2 separate regions of the Homo sapiens genome follow, and region 2 is linked to region 1. Evidence: chromatin loops called from intact Hi-C (ENCODE). Cell type or tissue: pancreas. All regions are shown on one strand. Each heading gives the region's core, and the rest is flanking DNA. Links, peaks and the distances in the headings are about the cores only. Region 1 overlaps BOC (BOC cell adhesion associated, oncogene regulated). Region 2 overlaps NEPRO-AS1 (NEPRO antisense RNA 1).

What was found. Peaks named below come from ENCODE experiments on the same cell type or tissue, not always from the same donor. Only the 100,000 strongest peaks of a DNase experiment are listed, where the experiment ranks them.
Region 2: a loop joins it to region 1, with 5 times the contacts of the local background. A loop is called at or near these places in 104 of 110 quality-filtered maps.

The regions. Positions count from the first base shown.
Region 1 is chr3:113,272,914-113,281,175 of GRCh38, reverse strand. BOC (BOC cell adhesion associated, oncogene regulated) reads right to left here. Exons shown (of 20, transcript NM_001378074.1): 8 at 7,835-8,107; 9 at 6,494-6,801; 10 at 2,919-3,081; 11 at 2,393-2,503; 12 at 1,721-1,927; 13 at 1,171-1,352; 14 at 513-618; 15 at 23-145. Among named protein-coding and RNA genes, the nearest start is that of BOC, 65 kb to the right of the region's middle. RefSeq lists enhancers at 4,572-4,651, 5,062-5,161, 7,403-8,262. In pancreas, for the core only: no CTCF peak of the experiment used is centred there; DNase peaks (open chromatin) are centred at 4,894, 5,775, 6,585, 7,981 and 1 weaker place; H3K27ac peaks cover 3,243 bases.
Region 2 is chr3:113,041,046-113,053,565 of GRCh38, reverse strand. The region is part of intron 1 of NEPRO-AS1 (NEPRO antisense RNA 1); the gene reads right to left. It overlaps LOLI1 (lncRNA oncogene in liver cancer 1), which reads left to right. Exons shown (of 3, transcript NR_189285.1): 3 at 1,861-2,653. It also overlaps the pseudogene DNAJB1P2. Among named protein-coding and RNA genes, the nearest start is that of RMP64, 28 kb to the right of the region's middle. RefSeq lists an enhancer at 1,863-2,042. In pancreas, for the core only: no CTCF peak of the experiment used is centred there; a DNase peak (open chromatin) is centred at 7,185.

The DNA of each region.
Region 1 (8,262 bases), core at 3,141-8,140:
GAGAGAACCCAAAGAGCTTCACCTTTGGTCTCACAGATCATCACGTTGCTGAACTCGCTCTCCCCTCCTTCATTGAAGCACTGCATCTTAATGTCGTAGGAGGTCTCTGGCTGCAGGTGGCTGATGGAGTGCCAGTACTTGTCCCCTGGGAAACAGAGTCAGAGAATGGTGCATGGCAATGTGTATATGGTTTTCTTGATCCCAATCTCATAGTCAGACTCAGCTGGGGCAGTGTGTGGGGGAGGATGCCACTGACTGGCACAGGGGCGGCGTGTGGAGGAACGCTGGAGGAAATGTTCTAGGTGTCCACCCAGGTTGTCCCATCATCACATGGGTTCATGAAGTTGACAGCTTCAAGGGTATTATGAATGAGTCAATGACACGGAGCTTAGAGCTTCGTGTCACACCAGATGCAGGTTTATGCTTCACCAGATTTCACCAATACCTTGTCCCCCATGCCAGCGGAGGAAACTATATCACGCAGAAGCTATAAACACAGAACTGTGTCTCACCTTCCACCATATCCTTCTTGTAGTCACTATCATTGTCACTGTCTGTGGGTCGATAATAGATATAAAAGCCATGGATTGGGGTGTTGTTGTTACTTGCTGGGATGTACTATAGGGAATGGAGAAGAAACAAGTTGACAATGGGCAGAGAAAACATCATCAAAGCAAAACCACTGGTGTATGAAGGTTCTACCCCAGTCCAGAGTTTGAATTTCACTTGGGACCCCTGGCAAAGATTTCTAATGATATCCCTGAGGTTCTCTGAAAAATGTTGTAAAGATTACTCATTATTTTATTTAGCCTAGAGGTCCCTAAGCTTTTGAAGAGAAGAAACAAATTGCCATTTCTCCAAAGACTTCAATTGCTTCTGATCTCCCTGGACATGTGAGGGGCCCCTGTGGCTGAGAAGGGGCCCTGAACAGTTGTGTTGGGATCCCCTGTGGTGTCAGGGGAAGGGCAGGAAGGAGGGTGAGGTCTACCAGGTCAAGGCACCAGAATCAACAGGAGACCACTAGAGCAGCTCCAGCCACTAAGAGCCTCCCAAATTCCACTGATGAAGCTTTCAGGTGCCCTGTTCGGGGGAGTCTAATCCCCAGGCTCACAGGGAAGGGCATTTAGGGGAGGCCGTCTTCCACTGCAGTCCACGGCCAGGCCCGCTTACCATCCACTTGAGCATGATGGTGGTCTCATTGACCGCATCCGTGAAGGTGATATAAGGACCTGCCACGGGCCTCTCGTACACGCGACCGCTGTAGCCCGACACCACGTAGGGCCGAGAGGGGGCGCTGGGCTCGCTCTCCCCCAGCATGTTCAGAGCCCGGACTCGAAACTTGTAGGAGGTGCCTGGTGAGAGGGACACTCACTGAACTCAGGAGCTGGGAAATACCTTCTGATTCTCCCATGGCCTTTCAAGGCCCAGGACCTGGAGGGGTCTTCTGGGCAGCCCTTCCCCAAAGCAAGTTCTCAAAGGCCTCACAAGAACACCCGCCACTGTCAGAGCTGAGCTGCAGGGGAGATGGCTCTGGATGCTCTTCTGGAGGGAGGCAGAAGGCTTTAGGACTGTGGTAAACACCACAGACAGCAACATGGAGGCATGCTGGTGGGTGGGGGCCTGGGCCGAGAGAAGGGGATCCCAGGCTCGTCATCCTCCTCCAGGCGGAAAGGGGCAGCTGGGGGATCAGGCCAAGGCCACGGTGTGGCCAGGCCCCTACCTTTCTCTAGGCCCGTGATCTCCACGGACAGCCGCGATGGGGGGATGGCGCTGGTGGCCAGAATCCAGTCTCCCACTTTCTTTAGCTTCTTGTACTCCACACGGAAGGACTGGATTGGGAACCCACCATTCCCACGGGGAATCCAGGTCACGTACACTGAGGTCTCGGAGGCCGTGGAGATGGTGGGCCTGTCGGGAGCTTCTGGGGCTGGGAAAGACCGTATCCAGTGAGGAAGGAAGCAGGGTGAGATGACGTGAGGAAGGAAGCAGGGTGAGATGACGCTGTATGCCCACTGGGCCTGGCCTGCTCCTGACGGGCCCGCTCCTCCCCACAGCCCTCCACCCACTGGTGTTCACATCAGACCTCCCCACGGCTGCCTGGGCTTTGAGCTAAGACCCCTTATGCTATCCTTCTGCAAAGCCAGAGTGTGGAGGCCCAAGGACCACAGCTCTGGCCTCTGCTGCTCTCTGGATGCACCCAGTGAGCAATCCCAGCATCAATGCCAGCCTTTTATTTAAAAAGCTCCAAACTACATTTCCTCATTGTGGTTAACTGGGAGATGTCATAAAAACCCTGGACCTACAGAAGCAAGACCCCATTCAGCCATGGGAACAGGCCTCTGAGGCAGTTCCAGTCCTGACTGCGCGTCCGTCCCTGCTGCTAGCGGCTTACGGGAGAGGCGGCCGTGGTCTGGCTGGCTGCTGCTCTGGGGACTGGCTCCAGGGTCGTCTCTCTGGATCTGCTGCTCTTTGCTGGCCATGATCTCGGGTTTGGGCCGCCGTCCTGGGTGGAAATGGGTTGTAGTCAGCAAGGGAGGAAGCAGGCATGAGATCTCCCTCCCACAGAGTCCTTTTTGCCTGAGACTCTGCTAAGCGGCATGACAAAGTGATGCAAATAAGCATCCGGGGCACTGAGGGTGTGGGCTCAGCCTCGGCCGAGACTGGTTCTGTTGTGGTACTATTGCTGGCCCCTGTGTGAGAGAGGGATGAAGGGGTGCCAGAGAGGCCGGCTGGCTACTCTCCTGATGAGAGCTGGGACCTCAGCCTAGCACACAAACCACAAGGAGGCAGTAGCTGGAAGGAAAGATGAAGTTCAAGGTGAACAGCTGGGGCAAGGTGAGCAGGAATTCTCACCTGGGCCAGTGGAACTTGCTTAGACCCACGGAAACCCTAAGCAAGGGGCAATGTTTGACTCTCACCAGTTCGGAAGGTGACCATGGCTGTCTGGCCCTCTCCCGCACAGTTGTAAGCTGCCATCTCCACTTCATACAAGCTCCCGGGGTCAAGTCTGGTGAGGGTCAGGCGGTGCTGGTTGGCTGGAATGCCAGAGATGGTCCAATCGTCAGAGGAATTTGTGACCTGCTGGAGAAGGTAGCTGGTATAAAGACCGGCATCTCAGCCTCGGGCTACGAGTGGGCTATGGTTTACAAAGAAAGCAGCGCTGAGCCCAAGAGGGCAGGAGAAGGGGAAGGACGATAAGCCAGGTTGGGGTTAGGGTGGCACAGCCTCGGACTGGCCCCCCTGGCTATGGGACACCAACCTCACTGGGACATTCAAGTCAGGCTCCCTGATCCCTCGTCTAATGATCTCATCAAAGAAACCTCAGTGGGGGAAGTCAGACAGCCTGACTGATATTGCTGAGAACTCCTCCAAAGACCTTCTCTCCCTGTATTTCAAAGAATCTCCATGTTTTGTTTTCTTTCTCCTTCTGTATGTAAACCAAATGCAGTTCCCTCTGCTTATATTCTAATGAGACACAATGATGAGAAAGGTAACGAAAGTATCAGCACCCATTAAAATAGCAACATTCGCTAAGCACTTGCTCTGTGCTATGCATGGAACTAAGCAGTTTATAGGTGCTACTTCCTTTTCCTCAAAATAGCCCAAAAGATTGGTGTTAATATTGTTTCCACTTCACAAATAGGGAGACTAAGGTTTAGAGAAATGAGCAATTTGCTCAAGGCCACACGGCTAGTGAGCACCAAAACGGTGACTTGACTCCAAAGAGCATGCCCATCATTGCACCCTATCCTGGGAAGAAGAGTCTGGGATCCAAAGTCCTGGGTTCAAATCCCGGTTGTGTAACTCAGAGCAAGTCCCCTAACTCTCTGACCCTTCAGCTCTGCATTTCACCAATGAGGCAAATAAACTCTCTCAGGTTATTCTGAAGATTAAATGAGAGAAGTTGTATAAAGTGCCCCACAGTGAGCTTGGTGCACAGTAGATGCCCAGCAAATGCCTGGCCTCTCTAGACCCCTCTCCACATCCTCAGCCCAGTGCAGTTTCTATCATTTCAATCCTCTTTGTTTCCGCTCCTGCCTTCAGTCCTTGCTCAGAACTTAAAAACTGTGGATGAATTGTGACTGTGATGGATTAATCTTTAATAGCTTCAAATTCCTAGCTCTTTAAAGGAAAAAGTAAGGGAGCTCCAGGCTCCCCAACAGGTGATGCTGAGAGGCTGCTCATCTTTGCCGCGCCACCTTTCGGGACAACAGACTTTACTGCCAACTCTACACCCCAGAGAACCTGCTGGAGCCTCAAGTTGTGGTTTGCTGAAGGAAGAAAACAGCTGTAAGGAAAAGCTCTTCTCTCTGAGCAGAATATTCCAAAGTCGAACAAAACCTACCATTCAAGGCACAGGAATGGTCTGGGCTCATTGTCAGGCTTCCAGGATTTGTTCCAAGGGGAGACGTTTTTACAAACTGAGACTCCCCAGTGGTGCTGGAAACCCAAACACAGTAGCCCAGGGTCTGCAGATGCACCAGGAAATGAAACTTGCTTCATGGATGTGAAACAGTGAAAATTAGCTGAATGATTCCCAATCCCCAGCAAGAGAAGGGGGATGAAAAAACACAGCCCGAATGCTGACTTTCGATTTCAAATTCTTTCTCGGGTGATCTTTAAGACTTGTTAGTTCCGTAAGAGAGGAACTGCTTTCAAGCCAGAACTTCTGCCTTGGCAACCCCAGGCTGAGGAGACCCCAGGCTGGAGCCTGAGAGAAGCCAGACGCAGCAGGGGCCTGTCCGGACTCTCACTTCCCCTGCGCCCCATGTACCCTGCCCTCCCAGCACTGGCCTCACACTTCCACTGGGCCCAGAAATGAAAATAAGAAATAGAAGGGTAATTAGTCACTGTCACACACACTGAGGGGGTGAATGCGGCCTGAGCCTGGCATTTCCGGATCACCACGGCATGGCCTTTGCCAATCTGCCTCTTCTGCGAGGCTGCTTCACGGCCACCTATTGGCCTGAAAAATATTAGTCTTGCTCTCATGCTGGGTTTTGTCTCCTGGGAACCATGGGCGTTTGGCCTGCCCTGATCTTTGTCTACAACTCTGAGATGGAGGTGTCCAGTTACATGGGGAAATAGGATTAGGACCAGCCCTGCCCTACAACATGTGAACAATGCTGCTTTTTGTTAAAAACTCATTCACCCGCTTTGCTGGCTGCCTATGAAGAGGCCAGCAGGTGGAGGGCTAATGAGAAACTGCTCGCCCCGTCCCCCTGCCTCTGGGGAGGCAGCAGAGGGAGCATAGGGGGTGCTCTGCCTTAGGTGTCTTTCTGACAACCCCAGGGTCTCTGTGGACTTGTCCTGACCCAAGGACTTCTAGGAGAGCATGTAAGGGGAAAAAAACAGAATAGAAGGAGTCAGGGGCCAGGGCTCCAAGGCAGGGAAACAGCTTCCGCACAGCTAGCGCTCTCCACTGTGCAGGGTTGGTTCTGTTTTCTTGCTTGTTTGTGGAGGTGGGGAGGAGTGGAGAAAGACTTTTAATTCCACATTCATATGCTTTCCATCAAGTGCACATAGCATTTTTATAAGCAAAATCAGCATGTATATGCTTTTATCACATACAATTTTTAAAAAACCATTTAAGAATAATAGTTTTCTACTATCAAATGGCCTTAGAAAGAAAATGGCATATACTTGGAGTGAACAAAAACATTTTCAAGGACATTTTCTTACAGGGAATTTCATGTCCTCATCCCTGTGGGGTAACGGCAGGTAAGAGCACGGCCTTGAGCGAGAGTGGCGGCCTGGGGACCCTGCCCTGCCTCACAGGACACAGTGTCCAGGAGCATAGGCCTGGCTGGGCTCTGCCCCCGCATCCTGTCAGAGCCCGAGACTCCCTCCCTGACAGCTCCTGAAGCATTCACCTGGACAGACTTCCTTCTGTCAAGGAGAAACAGCTGAGGTCTGAACAACATGATGTGCTTTGAGCTCAAATGCCTGCTTGTCCAACCCAAGCCATGACAGATTCTGAGAACTGAGCGGGTGTTTCACAGCCTACAGAGAAAACACTTGTTCACAAATATTTGTTTTCCTGGCATTACAGCTGGCTTACCATGCCAGGGTTCCTGCAGGTATGTACCCAGCACGGCTTACTTTCATAAAAAACCAAAATGTAACATCAACAACTAACGACAGAGGAAAGCAAGAAGGAGGGTGATGGTTACCAGGGAGACTGTTCACGGTCTCCTCAGGGACTAGAAGCCAGTGTGAGCTTCTGGGAATTGAGTGCATAGAGCTTAGTACTGGATGCACGCACAAGGCTTTTTCCTGGGCCTTCCAGGGTCCCACACACCCATCTTACAACCAGCTTCCTGGGAGGTGGCAGGGATGGACACTGGAGGAGACAGAAGGGCCTGTTTAGTGGTGGGGATTACCGGCTCAGGCTTCAGGAGCTCAAGGGGAGATGGCCAAGAGACAGTGACTCTGCTCAGCCTTGCTGGAAAGGCTGTGCAGGGGAGGCAGCAGCCCCACACCAGGGCCATACCTTGCGGTGTTTCACCACATAGTAGAGGATTGGCGCCCGGCCACTGCCCTCATGCCGAGGCCGCCACACCAGTTCATATGAGTCTGTCTTGGAGGTGCGGGGCGAGCTGAGGATGATGGGAGCCTCGGCGGGAGCCCCCTGCCCCTTCTCTCCTGGACACTGCGGGGAAGCAGGCCCCACTGACGTTGGGGGTCTGGGGAGCGCCGGTTGCCCCCTCAGCATCTGCTCAGGGTTGCCGAGTTTGGAGGGTGATACAGGAGGTGTGCCAGTAGCCAGCTCAGCATCCTGCCATAGCCTTGGGGTTATGCCTGGAGGACCAACAGGAAGCAGAAGGAAAGGTTAGTCTCCTGGTTTACCTGCTGAGCTGTTGTTCCTGGGGAGAAAACAGAAAGAAGACAGAGAGGCAACCTGGGCCCACCATCAGCTGTACCGCCACCCACTCTGTGCTGCCCAGCCAGGCTCCGTGGAAGACAGCGCTGGTGTCCCTGTCCTGCCAGAAGGAAAAGGCAGGCTGGCCTGCCTGGCCAGGGCTCAGGGGTGGCTTGGGTATGGCAAGCAAACTCCTGAATCCACGTGAGGTGCATCTCCAGTGAACTAACTCAATTTTCTCCCGAGGCCCAGGAACCCTGCGCCTTCCTTCTCGGTCTAGGCTGGAGGTGGGGACATGTCCCTTCATGGTGGAATTTTAACACCACGGCACCATGTGGGCCTTTTCCTACTGAATATGAGATATGAACGCAACTGGGAATGTCCTCTGAGAGTCTGTGAGGCCAGGAGGGGCAGTGCTTCCTTCAGGAGGTTTCCACAGAATCTGCCAGCACCTGTCTCTCCTCTACCTGACCTTCCCCACCACAGGACATGGGCACCCGATAATGCTGACTTAGCATCGTATTATATTCATTGCTGTATTTTTCTCAAGTTGTTTCCCTGGTAAGTTTCGTCTCCATAGGGGAGTTCTCGAGGGCAGGGTCTTTGCCCTGTTGCTCTGCATCCCCATTACCTCTCCCTAGGTTGAGCATGGTCACTGCTCAGCTGGCATAGGCCCCAACTGGAATGAAGCTTGCTGAGAAGGACAGACTGGCTTTTCTTTACCAAAGCACTAGAGTGGTGGTTGTCAAACTGGGTTCCACAGAAATATTTTTTTAAAATACAGCAATTAAATGGGTTATTTTCATTAGTGAAAATCTGTACTTCAGATTTATTAAGTTCATATAAATTTGAGCTTACAACTAAAAGCTACTTTTTTCTATCTTATATACTGGGGTTCCAAGTTAGATTTCATTTGAGAAAAGGATTCAGTGAATCATCAGCTGGAATCTCAGACCCCTGGGCTACACTCACTTGGCCTGGAGGTCCGCAGCTGGACTACGGCATGGGCGCTCCCAACCTCGTTCTCGGCCATGCACTGGTAGACGCCTTCGTCCTCAGGCCCCATGCTGAGCACGCGCAGGGCCCTGCGGGAGAGCCGGAGGCGCTGGCTGGAGATGAGGGGCACAGCATTCCTCAGCCACAGCACGGAGGGCGGGGGGTTCCCACGCACCTCACAGGTAAGCTTGGCACTCTGGCCCCAGGGGATGACCAGCTGGGATAGCTCCATGGTGACCTCAGGGGGTTCTGCCAGGAAACCAGAGCAGGGTGAGAAGGGCTGTGTCTTTCTGTCCCAGGGCCAGATGGGCTGGGAGGGATGTAGTTAGGAGCAGCTCCCCTGCCCTTTGGCTGTTGCTTTTTCCTAATGGGCAGAGTAGAGGGAAGGAGAGGTCTGATGTCTC
Region 2 (12,520 bases), core at 4,682-9,681, 230 kb after region 1:
ACTTAATTGAGTCCTTTTTTCCCATACTCTTCCATTAGGAACCCCTGCGTCACCCCCTGAGTGGGGTATTAGACCCACTTTATAATGAAGAGGTTGATAATTGGCAGGAAGTTACTTAGGAAATACAGTGCCATCTAAGCCTATTTTCAACCTTTTGAACAAAGGTATCCGCCCAGAAATAATTTCCCAATGTGAAGGGGAGGAAGAAGATTATAGGGCACACCCTTCCTTCAGATTAAAGAAGGCTGCTTACTAAAGTTTGTACACTAGTGGTTCTCAAATCGTTAAGCTCAGGGAACATTTTCAAAATACTGGGATTTCTGATGGCACACTTAATGGGATTAAATGGAATCCACTGTGATTATCATACTACAATGGCATTCATACATTAAAGTTAAAAGGATACAACCTATGTGCCCAGAGAGAAAGAGAGGTTACAATTGAAAAAGTCAGACCATCCTCCCACCTTTCCACTCAGAAAGTGTATGCCCCATGGTAGGTTTGCCAGGTAAAATACAGGAGGCCAAGTTCATTTTGAATTTCAGATACATAATGAATATTTTTGAATATAAGTTTGTCCCATGCTAAACTCATTTATCGGAAATTCAAATGTAACTGAATACCTTGTATTTTTATTTGCTAAATCCAGCAACCCTCCTGAGAGAGCGTTAGATGGGAGTCTTCCATTCATTCCACCAGTATCTGTGCCCACACACTTCTCCTGGGTGAGCTTCTTGCTCCTTTAGATATGATTGTTGTTAACGATGCATACAACATGGCCCCTAAATCCAAGCCAACTACTTCAGCTAGTGTCAACCTAAAGAAATCACAATCTGTGTTAATGCTGGAGGGACTTACTGAGAGACGGTATGTTTGTCTCTGATATGGTACATTCCCTAAGTGTTTTTGTTATTTGGCAAACATTAATTGAGCATCAGAAATGTTCCGGGCACTTAGGATGGAACAAGAAACTAAACATTGCTGTTCTCATGGTGCCTACATACTTGTGGGAGGAGACTGTTCGATGCTCATTTTTATCCCAGAGTTGACCTGAGTTAGATGTGAGTTCATGTATCAGCTGCAACACACTTTAGGACCTTGTTATTTGAATACCTCTGCTTTCTGCCCTGATTATGTTTTCTCGTATATTCCTGAGGCAAAGTTCTTTCTATGCCAGCATCTCCCACAGTAGACCTTATGAAGATAGACAGCAATAAATACTGGTGTAAAAGATAAAGCTTTTAGGAACATGACTCTCTTAACTGAAAACTTTTTGTGTCTTGGCATGTGTGCATGTGCTTATGTGTGTTTGTGAGTATACAGATAATGCACAAATAATGGGTTTCCTGGAAATGTTGGTTGTACAGAGACTATCTTTCTTGATCATTTTTGTCCCCAAAGCAAGCACTTGAAAGAATTCAGTAACAACTTCTTGAGCAGAAAAGATGGCCTCTGCTCAGAGCTTGGTGCAGCAGCAGACACTGAAATGTGGCTTGGCTCTGTCTCTTGGCATAGTTCTAGGGTGTTATGTTCCACGAGAGGCCTTGGAGGGAGGAGGCACTGGTACCTTTTCAGAATCTCGTCAAATCAGGCACAGACTTGCTGGCAGCCACAGCAAAGGGATCTTACTGATCTTTGCCCAACTCTCAGGAGGTAACTGGCAAGACAGAAGAAAGCAAAACAAGCAACCAAATCCGAGGCCTTATAAATTTGACTTGGAAATTTTGTCTCAAGGCTGTCAAAGAGTAGAAATAATGATTTCATTTTCTCCAAGTCCCATTCTTGGGCATTTCGTATTTAACGCAGATAAAACACATTCGAGTACCTATCAACTTTTTTTCTTTCTTTTTTTTTTTTTAGTCTAGCCGTTCTCAGCATCAGGTGACTCTGCTCCTTGAAAATACATTTAAGTGATGCCATTCCTGTCCAAAACCACCACTGACTCCTTCTTCAGAGGGCAAGCCTTGAAATCATGTGCATTTGCCTGTGAGACGTTTCTCCGATTATCTGAAAATCTTCTGCCAGGGATAAGGCGATTTGTCTCCATTCTGTCTGAGGTTGCGGATCTTGGTTTGCAGAGGAGGGCTGCAACGTAGTAGGTTCCTCCACGTGGCTTCTCACTGAAGCCAGAATGACTCATTTAGAGAGTAATCTTGGTGCGGCCTCTTGCTGCCCTCTGGTGGAGAAAACGGGTATTGAACAAGCCATAACGACTGATCTCTGAGGCAAATGCTGTGAAGTGTCAGCGCAAAGGTCCACGGGGAATAATTACACTTCAAGCTATTATCTAAATGAACGGAGTTCATCTAAATGAATGGAGTTGGAACGGTTGTTCTATGAGAATCTGATTTCTCAGCAAGAGAAGTTTTAATTCCATCCCCTTTTTATTTCTGTTTGCTGCGAACTGGTTTCTCATTTCTCCACACTTGCTCTTCCTTTTCGTGAACAATCATTTTGTGTATTTTGAGATCATTATAAAATTCTTGTACGCTCATTTTAAAACATTTCCAGAAAGTGAAAGTCAGCATGTGACCCAGGAAAATTCTAATTCTTAAAACACTCAAGACTCTAAACTAGGGTTTAGACCTATATATTCAGATCTAATTCCAAACCAAAATTCATTTCAGAAGTTTAAATAAAACGTATTAGTCTTATGCCTTCTGAGTCTTTGATTCAAATGAGAGGCTTCTTTTTTTATTTTTTTATTTTATTATTATTATACTTTAAGTTTTAGGGTACATGTGCACAATGTGCAGGTTAGTTACATATGTATACATGTGCCATGCTGGTGTGCTGCACCCATTAACTCGTCATTTAGCATTAGGTATATCTCCTAATGCTATCCCTCCCTCTTTCCCCCACCCCACAACAGTCCCCAGAGTGTGATGTTCCCCTTCCTGTGTCCATGTGTTCTCATTGTTCAATTCCCACCTATGAGTGAGAACATGTGGTGCTTGGTTTTTTGTCCTTGTTGCGATAGTTTACTGAGAATGATTATTTCCAATTTCATCCATGTCCCTACAAAGGACATGAACTCATCATTTTTTATGGCTGCATAGTATTCCATGGTGTATATGTGCCACATTTTCTTAATCCATTCTATCCTTGTTGGACATTTGGGTTGGTTCCAAGTCTTTGCTATTGTGAATAGTGCCACAATAAACATACATGTGCACGTGTCTTTATAGCAGCATGATTTATAGTCCTTTGGGTATATACCCAGTAATGGGATGGCTGGGTCAAATGGTATTTCTAGTTCTAGATCCCTGAGGAATCGCCACACTGACTTCCACAATGGTTGAACTAGTTTACAGTCCCACCAACAGTGTAAAAGTGTTCCTATTTCTCCACATCCTCTCCAGCACCTGTTGTTTCCTGACTTTTTAATGATTGCCATTCTAACTGGTGTGAGATGGTATCTCATTGTGGTTTTCATTTGCATTTCTTTGATGGCCAGTGATGGTGAGCATTTTTTCATGTGTTTTTTTGGCTGCATAAATGTCTTCTTTTGAGAAGTGTCTGTTCATATCCTTTGCCCACTTTTTGATGGGGTTGTTTGTTTTTTTCTTGTAAATTTGTTTGAGTTCATTGTAGATTCTGGATATTAGCCCTTTGTCAGATGAGTAGGTTGCGAAAATTTTCTCCCATTTTGTAGGTTTCCTGTTCACTCTGATGGTAGTTTCTTTTGCTGTGCAGAAGCTCTTTAGTTTAATTAGACCCCATTCGTCAATTTTGGCTTTTGTTGCCATTGCTTTTGGTGTTTTAGACATGAAGTCCTTGCCCATGCCTATGTCCTGAATGGTAATGCCTGTTTGAAGATGACATGATTGTATATCTAGAAAACCCCATTGTCTCAGCCCAAAATCTCCTTAAGCTGATAAGCAACTTCAGCAAAGTCTCAGGATACAAAATCAATGTGCAAAAATCACAAGCATTCTTATACACCAATAACAGACAAACAGAGAGCCAAATCATGAGTGAACTCCCATTCACAATTGCTTCAAAGAGAATAAAATACCTAGGAATCCAACTTACATGGGATGTGAAGGACCTCTTCAAGGAGAACTACAAACCGCTGCTCAAGGAAATAAAAGAGGATACAAACAAATGGAAGAACATTCCATGCTCATGGGTAGGAAGAATCAATATCGTGAAAATGGCCATACTGCCCAAGGTAATTTATAGATTCAATGCCATCCCCATCAAGCTACCAATGACTTTCTTCACAGAATTGGAAAAAACTACTTTAAAGTTCATATGGAACCAAAAAAGAGCCCACATCGCCAAGTCAATCCTAAGCCAAAAGAACAAAGCTGGAGGCATCACACTACCTGACTTCAAACTATACTACAAGGCTACAGTAACCAAAACAGCATGGTACTGGTACCAAAACAGAGATATAGATCAATGGAACAGAACAGAGCCCTCAGAAATAACGCTGCGTATCTACAACTATCTGATCTTTGACAAACCTGAGAAAAACAAGCAATGGGGAAAGGATTCCCTATTTAATAAATGGTGCTGGGAAAACTGGCTAGCCATATGTAGAAAGCTGAAACTGGATCCTTTCCTTACACCTTATACAAAAATTAATTCAAGATGGATTAAAGACTTAAACGTTAGACCTAAAACCATAAAAACCCTAGGAGAGGCTGTCTTCTTAAGACTTTTGCATACAAGTTACATTTCAAGAGAATACGCTTATTTTTTAAGCTCTAAACATGAGAAAATTCTCAAAAAGTATATCCAGGTAGAAGCATGCAATTTTAATTAAAATCTACTACTACTCTTCTTAGAATCAAGGAAAAATTTTGGAGACTAGAATGAGATATTAACACATTATGCATCAGTGTATGACTGATCTTTCAAATGCGTTCCAGTGCCCTCTAGAGCTGTTGTGCTTTTTGAATTAAGAAATTCTTCTTTTTTTTAAAATTTTTATTTTTTTGAGATGGAATTTCGCTCTTTTTGCCCAGGCTGGAGTGCAATGGCATGATCTTGGCTCACCGCAACCTCTACCTCCCAGGTTCAAGCGATTCTCCTGCCTCAGCCTCCAGAGTAGCTGGAATTATAGGCATGCGCCATCACGCCTGGCTAATTTTTGTGTATTTTCAGTAGATATGGGGTTTCTCCATGTTGGTCAGGCTGGTCTCAAACTCCCGACCTCAGGTGATCTGCCTGCCTCGGCCTCCCAAAGTTCTGGGATTACAGGCGTGAGCCACTGCACTCAGTCTGAATTAAGAAATTCTTAATGCCAGGTTAGTGATAGGTTCCTATAGGAAGGATTTTTTATTCATGAGTTAATTCATTTGGTTTTTATTCAACAAGTATTCCCTGAGCACCCACATGCCAGCACTATGGAAGATGAATTCATCACCTGCATGAAGGTGCTTACAGAGCTGAGAGTAAATGTCTTGAGAACAAGGCAGACCATGGGCAGCTCACAAGAGAGGTAGAGGTAAAACGAGATCAGAATTCAGAGATGAGGGCTGGGTGCGGTGGCTCATGCCTGTAATCCTAGCACTTTGGGAGGCCGAGGCGGGTGGATCACTTGAGGCCAGGAGTTCGAGACCAGCCTGGCCAACAGGGTAAAACCCCATCTCTGCTAAAGATACAAAAATTAGCAGGGCATGGTAACACGTACCTGTAATCCCAGCTACTCAGGAGGCTGAGGCAGGAGAATCTCTTGAACCCGGGAGGCTGAGGTTGCAGTGAGCCAAGATCACACCACTGCACTCCAGCCTGGGCTACAGTGTGAGACTCGTCTCAAAAAAAAAAAAAAAAAAAAAAAAGAATTCAGAGATGAAAGAGATTACTTCCAGTTCCAGTTTTGAGAGCAGGTGAAACAAGGGACTTTTCTGAACTAGAAATTAAAGTGTGAACAAGATTTGGATGTAAAATCATTCTACATGGCAGAAATTTGGAAATTTCTTCCTTAGGTATAATTTTTCTTGGGAAAAGAAGCTATAGTCCCTCTCCCTCTCCCTCTCCCTCTCCCTCTCCGTCTCCCCACGGTCTCCCTCTCCCTCTCTTGCCACGGTCTTCCTCTGATGCCGAGCCGAAGCTGGACTGTACTGCTGCCATCTCGGCTCACTGCAACCTCCCTGCCTGATTCTCCTGCCTCAGCCTGCCGAGTGCCTGCGATTGCAGGCGCGCCGCCACGCCTGACTGGTTTTCGTATTTTTTTGGTGGAGATGGGGTTTCGCTGTGTTGGCCGGGCTGGTCTCCAGCTCCTAACCGCGAGTGATCCGCCAGCCTCGGCCTCCCGAGGTGCCGGGATGGCAGACGGAGTTGCGTTCACTCAGTGCTCAATGGTGCCCAGGCTGGAGTGCAGTGGCGTGATCTCGGCTCGCTACAACCTCCACCTCCCAGCTGCCTGCCTTGGCCCCCCAAAGTGCCGAGATTGCAGCCTCTGCCCGGCCGCCACCCCGTCTGGGAAGTGAGGAGCGTCTCTGCCTGGCCGCCCATCGTCTGGGATGTGAGGAGCCTCTCTGCCTGGCTGCCCAGTCTGGAAAGTGAGGTGCGTCTCTGCCCGGCCGCCATCCCATCTAGGAAGTGAGGAGCGTCTCTGCCCGGCCGCCCATCGTCTGAGATGTGGGGAGCGCCTCTGCCCTGCCGCCCCATCTGGGATGTGAGGAGCGTTTCTGCCCGGCCGCCCCGTCTGAGAAGTGAGGAGACCCTCTGCCTGGCAACCACCCCGTCTGAGAAGTGAGAAGCCCCTCCGCCCGGCAGCCACACCGTCTGAGAAGTGAGGAGCCCCTCCGCCCGGCAGCCACCCCGTCTGTGAAGTGAGGAGCGTCTCCGCCCGGCAGCCGCCCCGTCCGGAAGGGAGGTGGGGGGGTCAGCCCCCCGCCCGGCCAGCCGCCCCATCCGGGAGGGAGGTGGGGGGGGTCAGCCCCCCGCCCGGCCAGCAGCCCCGTCCAGGAGGTGAGGGGCGCCTCTGCCCGGCCGCCTCTACTGGGAAGAGAGGAGCCCCTCTGCCTGGCCAGCTGCCCCGTCCGGGAGGGAGGTGGGGGGGTCAGCCCCCCGCCCGGCCAGCAGCCCCGTCCGGGAGGGAGGTGGGGAGGTCAGCCCCCCGCCCGGCCAGCCGCCCCGTCCGGGAGGGAGGTTGGGGGGTCACCCCCCGCCCGGCCAGCCGCCCCATCCGGGAGGTGAGGGGTGCCTCTGCCTGGCTGCCCCTACTGGGAAGTGAGGAGCCCCTCTGCCCAGCCAGCAGCCCCGTCCGGGAGGGAGGTGGGGGGTCAGCCCCCCGCCCAGCCAGCCGCCCCGTCTGGGAGGGAGTTGGGGGGGTCAGCCCCCTGCCCGGCCAGCCGCCCCATCCGGGAGGTGAGGGGCGCCTCTGCCCGGCCGCCCCTACTGGGAAGTGAGGAGCCCCTCTGCCCGGCCGCCACCCCGTCTGGGAGGTGTACCCAACAGCTCATTGAGAACGGGCCATGATGACAATGGCGGTTTTGTGGAATAGAAAAGGGGGAAAGGTGGGGAAAAGATTGAGAAATCGGATGGTTGCCGAGTCTATGTAGAAAGAGGTAGACATGGGAGACTTTTCATTTTGTTCTGTACTAAGAAAAATTCTTCTGCCTTGGGATCCTGTTGATCTGTGACCTTACCCCCAACCCTGTGCTCTCTGAAACATGTGCTGTGTCCACTCAGGGTTGAATGGATTAAGGGTGGTGCAAGATGTGCTTTGTTAAACAGATACTTGAAGGCAGCATGCTCGTTAAGAGTCATCGCCACTCCCTAATCTCAAGTACCCAGGGACACAAACACTGCGAAAGGCCGCAGGGTCCTCTGCCTAGGAAAACCAGAGACCTTTGTTCACTTGTTTATCTGCTGACATTCCCTCCACTATTGTCCTGTGACCCTGCCAAATCCCCCTCTGCGAGAAACACCCAAGAATGATCAATTAAAAAAAAAAAAAAAAGAAGCTATAGACAGCTCCTAAATGCCATGTAAATGACTTTCTGTCTTTCAGGCGTCTTTTGAAATGTGAGAGTTCATAACATTTCAGATACTGTCAATTCTTGATTTACCTCTGCCCTTTACACATGAGATTTCTGCCTTTTTCCTCAAAATACTCTTCTCTCACCAAGCCAAAAACAGTAAAACAAGAGAGGAGGAATAACTGTTTTATTGGCTCTCCCTGTCACTATATTCTCCTTAAGTCACCAATGCTACTCATTTCATGTCATACTCCATTCGGGCTGCTACAACAAAAATACCATAAACTGGGTGGCTCATAAGCAACAAATATTTATTTCGTACAGTTCTGGAGGCTGGGAAGTCCAAGATCAAGCTGCCCACAGATTTGGTATCTGGGGAGGGTTCATTTCCTGCTTCATAGTTGGTGCCAGGGTTCATTTCCTGCTTCATAGTTGGTGCCTTCTCACTGTGTCCCCAAAAGGTGAAAGGGGCTAATGAGCTACCTTGGGTCTATCTTACAACGGCACCAATTCCATTCATGAGGGCTCTTACCTTTGTGACCTAGTTACCTCCCCAAAGGCCCACCTCCTAATATCATCACCTTGGAGGTTAGGATTTCAACGTAAGGATTTTGGAGGATATAATATTCAGATCACAGCTTTTGATGAATTTCTTTTTTTTTTTTGAGACGGAGTCTCACTCTGTTGCCCAGGCTGGAGTGCAGTGTTGTGATCTCAGCTTACTGCAACTTCTGCCTCCTGGGTTCAAGCAATTATCTTGCCTCAGCCTCCGAGTAGCTGGGATTACAGGCACGTGACACCATGCCCAGCTGATTTTTGTATTTTTAGTAGAGACGGGGGTTTCACCATGTTGGCCAGGCTGGTCTTGAACTCCTGACCTCAGGTGATCTGCCCACCTCAGCCTCCCAAAGTGCTGGGATTACAGGTGTGAGCCACCACACCTGGCTTGATGAATATTTATTGTGTACCTATTATATGCCAGATATACTGCTGGGTACTAAAAGTCAATAATTAGCAAGCATACATGGTCCTTTTTCTTAAAAAGCTTTTACTGGCTGTAGACAGCCAATTAAGCCATAGAATACAACCCTTAATGTATAATAAGAAGAGCAGTACACCACAAATATCAACCTAGCCTTTGGTATAAGGCAATCTGGATTGAAATCTGGGCTCTGTTGAATACTTGCCATGTGACCTTGGGCTACTTAACCTCTTTACACTCAGTTTTTGAAATAAATATATTCCTAGTTCACCTAATGGTCCCAGCAGGTGTTCCTGGTGTGCAATGGCTTTTCTCCAGGCCATAATTCCTTCTTGTGATTTTGCCATCCCCTAGGGCTTCATCCTCACAGCTGAAGGGGAAATAGAGAGTGTGAAAGAGGGACAGATGTTTTTTAAAACGCACTGGTCTGGAAATGGCATCCATTGGCTAGAACTCAGTCATTTGGCCAAATGTGGTTCAAGAAAGGCTAGAAAAAGTAGCTCAGCTGTGCACCCAGGAATAAGAGGAGAACATGGATCTTGCTGAACACCTAGAAGTATTTGACACAACCTTTGTAAGCCACGTTAAGTAGTTCAGATTTATCATGGAATTAATAAGCCAGTGAAAGCAAAGGAGTAAAATCATCATATTTTTCATTTTTGGAAAATCATTCTATCAGCAGTGAAAAGAATGGCTTGGGTGATTGATTAGATAACTGAGTGGGTAGTAATGTTATTCAGTGAGATACACGAAGAGGTGTGAGTTTTCAGGGAGGAGAGTGGGAGGTGAGTTCAACTGAAGACACATTGAATATGAGGTGCTTCAAGATCATCAGATATACAGAGATGTGCTCTAGTTACATACCCTGAAGTCTAAAGTTCAGGAAAGAAATCTGAAATAGAGGTATACCTTTGTGAATTTTCAACTTATAGATGGAGCTTTGGGAGTTTGTAAAACAAACAAACAAACAAACAAAAAAAACCAAAACAAAAAAACACCAATACAAAGGAAAGGACAGAGGAAGAGGAACCAGCAAAAGAAACTGAGCAGGAGCATCCTGTAGAGGGAAAAGTGGCCAAATATGCTGCCACACATGCCACAGGAAAAGATTATTTCAAGGAGGCAGTGGTCAACAATACCAAGCAAAACACTGACTTTTATAAAAAGGAGGTTGTGGGTGAATGTTCTGGTTATTCTGTGTATCCACCATTCTCCCCTCTTCCCTGTGTCCCTGAAGGCTGAGCTCTGTAGACTTTATCACTTAGGCTCCCTTGCCCTCTAGCTTTCAGCTGGGTTTGGCCAATGGAAAGCAATGACAGATGGGATGAATGAAACAGAGAGAGCAGAATATTTTTCCCCAGTTCCATACAGCTTTAGTGTCTTATCTTAGGCAGTAAGTCCACCACTCCTTGACATCAATTCCTACCAGGTGTCCTCTTCTCCCCGGTTCTCACTCTTACTGTTCTATTTCCTCCTCTTGTCTCTTTGGCCCTAGGAATGATAATGGCTTCCTACTGTCACTGCGCTTGGAGTGCCTCACGATTCCATTTTTGATGCCTTCATCCTGCCTATATCTCTGTAAGCAGCTTCTTCCCTTGAACCATGTGGGATGAATTCTGCTTTTTGCTGGTATGCTGACTGATCTTGTAATATTAGTATTTAGAAACTAAATTGCAATTGGTAGAAGGGTGAGTATTTGGTGAAGTAGGAGTTAGGCTTTCAAGGAGTTTGGCTGTGGAATTCATCATCTCTCTCTACTTTTCTGAAAGGAGAAAGGAAGGAGGAAAGGAAGGAAAGGGAGATAGGACAAGTGGAGAAACCTTGAGTGGAAAGAGTTTGTTTTTTCCAAGATGGAAGAGACCTGTTAATGTTTAAGTACTCATAGGAAAGACCCAATAGAAAGAATTTATTGTTGATGTAAGAAAGTAGGGGACTTATTAATTGCTTGAAGCTTATGAGAAGGCAGAAGGATTTGGGACACAGGATGCAAATGGGAGGATTTAACTTGGGTGAGGGGAGGGTCACCTTATCTGTTGTAAGTGAAAGAATGGAAGACAGGATGAGTGGGAGACAAGTAAGTTTGTAGGGTTGGTGTCAGAAAGTTGAGAGAGTTCTTATCTAAGGGTTCTGCTTTTTCTGGAATCCCAGAACATTCAGAGAGTAGAATTATTATAGAGTTGGGCATTTGCCTGGCAAATCTCATGGAAGTACAATGGGGCGAGGGAATTGAGAATGCTGGCAAGAAATGGACTGGGGACAAATAAAGATGAAGGTGGGGGTACTGATGAGAGAGAAAAGGGTGCTGGGGACTGGTGATTCAGTGCAGTTTAAGATCAGATTTATAGGGTGTAACTTGAGTAAGAAAGTTGGAAAATAGGAAACTATTGTCAGAAATGGAAATGTCTGAATTCATGATTTCAGAGAAGGAACAACTCTGATTGATGCTAAGATTTGGGATATGGCTGGAGAGTGCATGCCTGCAGTGAGGTCGATATGAAGGTTACTGGAGATGAGGACACTAAAGGAAGTGGGATGATGGAGGACTTGGGATGGAGAGGAACCAAAGTCTCTAAGATGGCTGCTTCCACAAGGGGAAAAGTACATGAGGAAAACATTTCTTCCCCATCCTAGGGGTCCCTGGCATCTTCCTAGTCATCCTAATGTAACATCCCATCACCTGTCTCCTTCAGGACCATGCCTGGTGGGAGCCCCTACCCCAGGCCTGGAAGCAGCTCCCTTCCACCTCCGTGCCCCCACCATGGCAAGGCTCATTGCTGAGGAAGTCCCGGCTCCCACTTTCCACATGGTGAGGAAACTGGTTCTAGTCAAGACAAGATCTGGACCATTGAAGTGAAAACACGGTGGAAAGAGGGACCAAAATGACCTTCCCCAAGCAAGGAAGGAGACCAAACCTCTAAAAACATTCCAGCTGACATCGTCTTTGTTTTAAAGGACAAGCCACATAGTATTTTTAAGAGAAATGGCTCTGATGTCATCTATCCTGCCAGGATCAGCATTTGGAAGGCTCTGTGTGGCTGCACAGTGAACATCCCACTCTGGACGGAAAGACCATACCCATCGTTTTCAAGGAAGTCATCAGGCCTGGCATGCAGTGAAAAGCCCCTGGAGAAGACTTCCCTCTCCCTAAAGTGCCCAAGAAATGTGGGGACTTCATTATTGAGTTTGAAGTGATCTTCCCCTAATGGATTCCCCAGATGTCAAGAACTGTACTTGAGCAGGTTCTTCCAATATAGCTACCTGCATTCCCCAAGGACTAACCAGGAAGCTTTCCAGAGCTCAAGGATTTCTGGACCGTTCTCCAGTTGACCATGAGAGGACAGGTGGGCCCAGGGAAGTCTTTCAGACTGCCGAATGTTTTCCATGGACTATATTACAATCTTTCAAAGTCATGCACTAGAGTGGGGGAAAAAAAAAGCTCCCACTTTGGCTGCCAAGGCTTGTTGGGGTGGAGGGTAACACAAGATGAGGAAAGATATGCTCCTGCTATCTTGCCCTTGACCATGGAAAGCACTTTTCTGTAGCAATTCTGGGATCCAGAGTTGGTCTCTATGGAATGACTGGTAGGAATATCGTGTCT